2 separate regions of the Mus musculus genome follow, and region 2 is linked to region 1. Evidence: chromatin contacts called from ENCODE Hi-C or POLR2A ChIA-PET data. All regions are on one chromosome and are shown on one strand. The core of a region is the stretch at or near the end of the contact, and the rest is flanking DNA. Distances in the headings are between cores, read along the strand shown. Region 1 holds the start of Serinc4 (serine incorporator 4). Region 2 holds the start of Ctdspl2 (CTD (carboxy-terminal domain, RNA polymerase II, polypeptide A) small phosphatase like 2).

Evidence for each region. A loop is a pair of places that touch in the nucleus more often than their neighbours do. ChIA-PET counts read pairs that join two places held with the same protein, here RNA polymerase II (POLR2A).
Region 2: a loop to region 1 is called in a map of heart, with 2.6 times the contacts of the local background. The contact joins the promoter of Ctdspl2 here to the promoter of Serinc4 in region 1. A Hi-C loop is called at or near these places in 1 of 37 maps with a recorded cell type or tissue (heart). POLR2A ChIA-PET finds 5 or more read pairs at or near these places in 2 of 5 experiments (Patski and embryonic stem cell).

The regions. Positions count from the first base shown.
Region 1 is chr2:121,455,284-121,458,302 of GRCm38, reverse strand. Serinc4 (serine incorporator 4) reads left to right here and starts at 1,539. Exons shown (of 12, transcript NM_001025371.2): 1 at 1,539-1,848; 2 at 2,148-2,312; 3 at 2,462-2,640; 4 at 2,948-3,019. The coding sequence starts at 1,750. Hypk (huntingtin interacting protein K) reads right to left here and starts at 1,215. Exons shown (of 4, transcript NM_026318.3): 1 at 1,012-1,215; 2 at 602-657; 3 at 260-311; 4 at 1-154. The coding sequence starts at 1,197. The coding sequence ends at 59.
Region 2 is chr2:121,954,437-121,957,455 of GRCm38, reverse strand. Ctdspl2 (CTD (carboxy-terminal domain, RNA polymerase II, polypeptide A) small phosphatase like 2) reads right to left here and starts at 1,455. Exons shown (of 13, transcript NM_212450.4): 1 at 839-1,455. Mageb3 (melanoma antigen, family B, 3) reads left to right here and starts at 1,364. Exons shown (of 1, transcript NM_008545.2): 1 at 1,364-3,019. The coding sequence starts at 2,237.

The DNA.
Region 1 (3,019 bases), core at 290-2,789:
AACAGAACACTTTATTTCAGTCAGTCAGTCAGTCCAGAATGTCTAAAAAAGCACATTATCAGTTGGTTAGGGCAATAAGAGCCTCCACCACATTGCCCATGTGTTCCCTCAAGCTCCTTTCTGCTGCTGCTCGAGAGATCTCCATTTCCGTCATCTGCAAAAGGGAAAATCACGTCACCAAAGCCTCTTCTCCACTTGTTTCAGGAGCCCAAATTAGGTAGCACTTCTCTTGTGAATCCATTAAAAAATTAATACTCACTATCAACTCCAGATCTTCCTTCTTGATAGTGACCTTCGCCAGTTCCTTCTCCCTGTAAATATTTATACATTTCTTTTCATTCTCTGCCTCTGCTATAAACTCCCAGAAGGAACACTCCCAGCTACTCACTGAAAATGGGTGGAACAAGGTTTACTGAAAATAGCAAATAAACGCGCCAACTCTTTCCCCTGGAGGTTTTACAGTAAGGTATCCTGGAATCTTTCCTTCCACTAACAAAGTTGTAATCCCTAGATCTGTAGAAATTGGTTAAAGACGTAAACTTTTTTTTCCCCTGGAGAACGAGGACCTACCGGTAGTGCTGGTGGTGTGCTTTAAACTTACCGCTCTTGTTTGGCCTTTTGTTCCCTGGACCGTCTGTCTCCAATGACGGACATAGCCTGTAGAAAACACGAGTCAAGTTATCTACCACCGTGCCACGCAAATTTTCTGATCTAAAACGCAATACCAAAAATAAAAACCACGTGGTTTTCAGGTATTCACAACTACGAGTGTTCTCAGGACCAAAGGACTACGCCTAATTTCGTGCACATGAGATCTATTTAGGCCCAATCTCTATCGAATTCTTAAGCAAACAGCAGACTGGGTGGGTGCTGTCGCTTAGCCCCACCCTACTGCCAAATCCCACCATTGCTATCAGCCTTCCCGGAGCCCCAGTGAGCAGCAAACCGGTCAGTCTCACCTCTCTCCCGCCCCTCTCTCAACCCCTCATACAAGCTCCCAGCCAACTTCACCGTTTCAAGATTCGAACTCTGGATCTCCTTCTCCTCCGCATAGTCAGTAACCCGCTCTAGGTCAGCAGCACCACTGTCATGTTTCCTTGGCTTCTCGGGAGGCCGCTCCGGGCCGCTGGTCTCGGTCTCTAACTCCAACTCCACGTCTCCCTCGGTCGCCATTTCGATCTCACCGCGCCGCCGCATAGGCTGCCGCTTCACAACTTCCGGCAACCCTCACAGCTTCCGCCCAGATAAGGGGCGGGGTAGGCGTGGACCACACCTTTGTGCCTGTCTTGAGAAGCTTCAGCTAGCAAAGAGGTTCGCTTTTGACTTCCTCTCCAGCTTGTTTTCTGCAGTCTCCTTCGACTATCTGTTCACTACCCACACCACCAAGGCACATTGTTCCTAAGAGCAATCCTTTCACACATAGAGACACACACATGGAATTCTGTCCAATCAAGGTGGCTAATCCTAAACCAATTAAAAAACCTAATCCCTAGACCTGATAGGCCAACTGCTCCTAATCTCAGAATAACAGTCCGAATGATCCCGAATAGGAAGCCCGGCGAAGGCATCTTCACAAGACTATTTGCATCTATCTACCACTTCCTGGTAACCTGTATTCATTTTATGACATGTCTATGCTGCCTTAAGACGAATGATTAGGCCAGCAAAGCGACTGTCCAATGGGCGAAAATCCCGAGAAGCTGCTGTTTCTCGTCAGTTTTTCCAATACTGGATCTACATCTAACAAAAATGATGGGTGCAAAAGTTGTCACCGGCCGGAGCACCACCCAGGGTCTTGCACAGCAGCACGGTGGAGTCAGTAATGTAGTGGAAACCCCCTTCAATCAGGTGAGACATTTGGGAAGAGATAGCTAAAAAGCTAGGAGTTGGGATGAGAAACCTGGTTCTTTGCCTGGGTAATAGGTAAACATCTCATTCCACATTCCCAGCCATAGATCATTAGGAAAAAGTTAAGTGGTTCAAGAATACACCAAAGTTTAAAGTTCTTGCAATGAAAACCTTACTAGTGCTTTGTGGAAGGTAATCCTAAGAGGCTCATAACCAGACAGAAGGATGGAGGGTTTGGGAATTTGACCATTGGTTAACCCCACACCCTTTGAAAAACTCTGCATTGCTTCTATCCCCAGGCATCCTGCTGTGGACCTGTTTCTTGGACCAGTGGCTGCCACTCTCTGACAGAGTCTAGGTGTAGCCGCCTGCTCTACATCCTCCTCCACGTGGGAGCCTCAGCAATCTGCTGCCTCCTGCTTTCGAAGACAGTGGTAGAAAGGGTCTGGGGCAAAGCACATGGGGTAAGTCGGCAAGGGTTGCAATGTGAGGGAAAAAAAAAAACCTTTAAGATTTGGGACAGGGAGCAAAGGAGTCAACCTACCAGTAAAAAGTTGAGACTGTCCATAGATTGTGGCTGGCCCTGACTTTTCTCACAACCAACTCCCTGCAGATCCAGATGCCCTCAGTGCTATGTGCCCACCTGTTTGGCAGCTCGGACTGCCCAGTTCTCAGTGGCTCTGGCGCTGTGTATCGAGTGTGTGCAGGAACTGCCACCTTCCACCTGCTGCAGGCTGTGCTGCTAGTTCGCCTCCACTCCCCCACCAACCCTCGGGCACAGCTGCATAACAGGTTTGTGTTTAATTTTTTGGATGGGGATGGGATAGAGGGAAGTAGACACAAGCTGGCTAAAAGAAACTCCAGGATGAAGAAAGAACACTGTAATAAAGAAAGTATGTTTATAAACTCCTGGGCTCTAAATTTTAAGTAATAGTTATATGCAAACCTTCTCTAACTGTAGTGTTGCTCAGATGTGACTGTGGCATCCGAGTTAGAACTTGGACTACAATGGGTTGGGGCTGGTTCCACCTGCCATACTTTTTTTCTTTCTCTCCTTTGCCTATTCTCCTCAATCTGGTTTTCTCTCTACCCTAACTAGCTTCTGGAGCCTCAAGCTGTTGTTCCTGTTAGGTCTCTGTGTCGTTGCCTTCTGCATCCCTGATGAGGATCT
Region 2 (3,019 bases), core at 206-2,705, 500 kb before region 1:
GAATACTCATGTCAGGAGCTTAGGGTAGTTTCCTGGCAGTATCTCAGTAGGTTTCTCCGAGGTACTCTGAGAGTGCCTAACGTCATTCACACATCCAGCTACCACTAGGGCGAGAAGTAAATAAACACTATTTATTTATGCAATTATTTATCACAGAATCCTGGTCAAGAACGCAAAGGTAAACTCATACGGACTTACCCAACGTAAACAACATGCTAAATAGAATTAAGATTCACCCTTAACTAACCACTACGGAAATCAGAGGCCTCCTACACACGCTGGTTTTTACTACCACACTTGACTTTAAAAAGTAGTAATGTCAACTCAACATTTTAGCAGTACAGAAAACGACAGAAGCTCCAAGAACCTCTTTCCAGATTCTCAAAGGATGTCTGTAAGAGCTCAAGTAGAGAGAGCAACGCCCCCCTAATGCACCCTACAAGAATGAAATACCAAAAACATTACGTGGGCCCACAAGAAGGTTCGAAAAGGCAATCTAACTTAATTAGCTATCGGGTCCACGGGGTCAGAGACTGGGAACGTGAGATGGGGTTGGGGGTGGGTAGCAAAGTGAAATCTAACCCCAGAAATCACAACACAGGCCGCAGCCTAAGAGCTGAAGCTGGCGGGAAGTGAGCTCCCTGGCCGTTCCCTGGGGAAAGTCCAAGCCAGAGCAGCTTCCACGACAGTGGACGTACAAGGCGCCAACAGTGCATGCCTACGGACGTTGCTGGAACCGCTGAGGGCTCGGCTAGAGAAGGGGAGGAGATCCCGGCAGACGGCCCTGAGAGAGGACTGAGCTTCGGAGCAACGGCAGCGTCTGGACCAAGGGAATTACCTTCACTGTGACGACAGAAAAGTGTCTTCGGGCTCCGGCGATGGTCCCGACTGCGCAATAGGTGGTGTCTTTCCCGCTTATCCCTCAGCAGCAACAGAACCAGCTCCTTCAGCCAGTCGCCATTTCCCGCCTACCGACCTGCTGCACCGCACGGACAGGGACCCGGATGGAAAGCGGCCTCCCTGCGCAGGCGCTCTGGCTCCCTCCTCCCCCGCCCGCCCCGATCCGGAGAGGCGGGAGGGAAGGAATGCGGGAGGCCTGGGCGGCAGCGGGGGAGGGGAAACCAACTTTTACTACCGTGAAGAGGCTGAAGTTTCTGCCGCCTTAGGGAACTCACCAGAGCGAATTCCTGACCAAAAGAAAAACAAGAAACAACAACAACAAAAAACAATGAAAAAAAAATGAGCTTAGGGCCCGAGGAGTTAGACTGGACTCAGCCTCCGATGGGGCTCGGAGCGTGGGGGACGTTTGTACTTCGGGGGCCTCCGTAGCGGGCTGCGGGGTGGTCGCAGGGGGAGTAGGGAGGAAAGCGTTAGCAGCGGAGGCGGGGACGCCGGGGGCGGTTTTCCCTCCCGCCGCTAACGGAACCGCCTAGAGCCGGGCGACAAGGAGAGCGCGCCCTGGCCTGGGAGGCGGGGTTTAAGAACGCGCCGCGCACCCAGCGGCCAGGGTTAGCGACTAGGCGGCGGTGGGTGGAGCCGGCGGGAAGGGGCGGTGCTAACGGCTTGGCGCGCTGGAGCGGGAGCCAGTGCCTTGCGCTCCCGATGGCCAGACCCAGCCTGGTCCCGGTGCTTTCGGAGGTTCGCGGAGTGTCCCCGAGGTTCTCTTCCTAGGTCACTTTGCTAGCGGGAGCCCCTGTTGCCCTTGGACCTATGAAGGAGACTCTTAACCCTTCCCTTCCTCGCGATGTGGGCAGTGATCCTGTACGCTTAAAACTCGAGTCTTTCAAATGGGTTTTCACACACGACTGTGGGCTCCATCTAGAATCTGGATGATTCTTAATCTTCTTGATGCTGAAACGCTTTTAATAGAGTTCCTCATGTATGATGACCCCACCAACCATAAAATTATCTTTGTTGTTACTTCATGGCTGTAATTTTGCTAGTGTCATGAATCGGAATGCAAATATGTTTTCCCATGATCTTATTCAACCTGTGGTTTGACCTCTTAAGGGTTGCAACCCACAAGTTGAGAAACACTGGTCTAGATAGCACTTTTGACTGAAATTCCAAGCTGATCTCATTATTCTATAAGAAATGCTGATTGAGACAGGAGAGGCTTGGACGCCAGTCTGAAGAGAACAATCCTAGGGTTTGCAGAAAAGAGCTTGATCCACGAGTTCGGAAGTCCTGATTCCTGCCTGTCAGCTCTTCTACTTCAGTCCTGAGCACAGTCAACATGCCTAGGGGTCAAAAGAGTAAGAGCCGCTCCCGTGCTAAACGACAGCAGTCACGCAGGGAGGTTCAAGTAGTTCAGCCCACTGCAGAGGAAGCAGGGTCTTCTCCTGTTGACCTGAGTGCTGGGTCCAGCTTCCCTGGTGGTTCTGCTCCTCAGGGTGTGAAAAACCCTGGATCTTTTGGTGCAGGTGTATCCTGCACAGGCTCTGGTATAGGTGGTAGAAATGCTACTGTCCTGCCTGATACAAAAAGTTCAGATGGCACCCAGGCAGGGACTTCCATTCAGCACACACTGAAAGATCCTATCATGAGGAAGGCTAGTGTGCTGATAGAATTCCTGCTAGATAAATTTAAGATGAAAGAAGCAGTTACAAGAAGTGAAATGCTGGCAGTAGTTAACAAGAAGTATAAGGAGCAATTCCCTGAGATCCTCAGGAGAACTTCTGCACGCCTAGAATTGGTCTTTGGTCTTGAGTTGAAGGAAATTGATCCCAGCACTCATTCCTATTTGCTGGTGGGCAAACTGGGTCTTTCCACTGAGGGAAGTTTGAGTAGTAACTGGGGGTTGCCTAGGACAGGTCTCCTAATGTCTGTCCTAGGTGTGATCTTCATGAAGGGTAACCGTGCCACTGAGCAAGAGGTCTGGCAATTTCTGCATGGAGTGGGGGTATATGCTGGGAAGAAGCACTTGATCTTTGGCGAGCCTGAGGAGTTTATAAGAGATGTAGTGCAGGAAAATTACCTGGAGTACCGCCAGGTACCTGGCAGTGATCCCCCAAGCTAT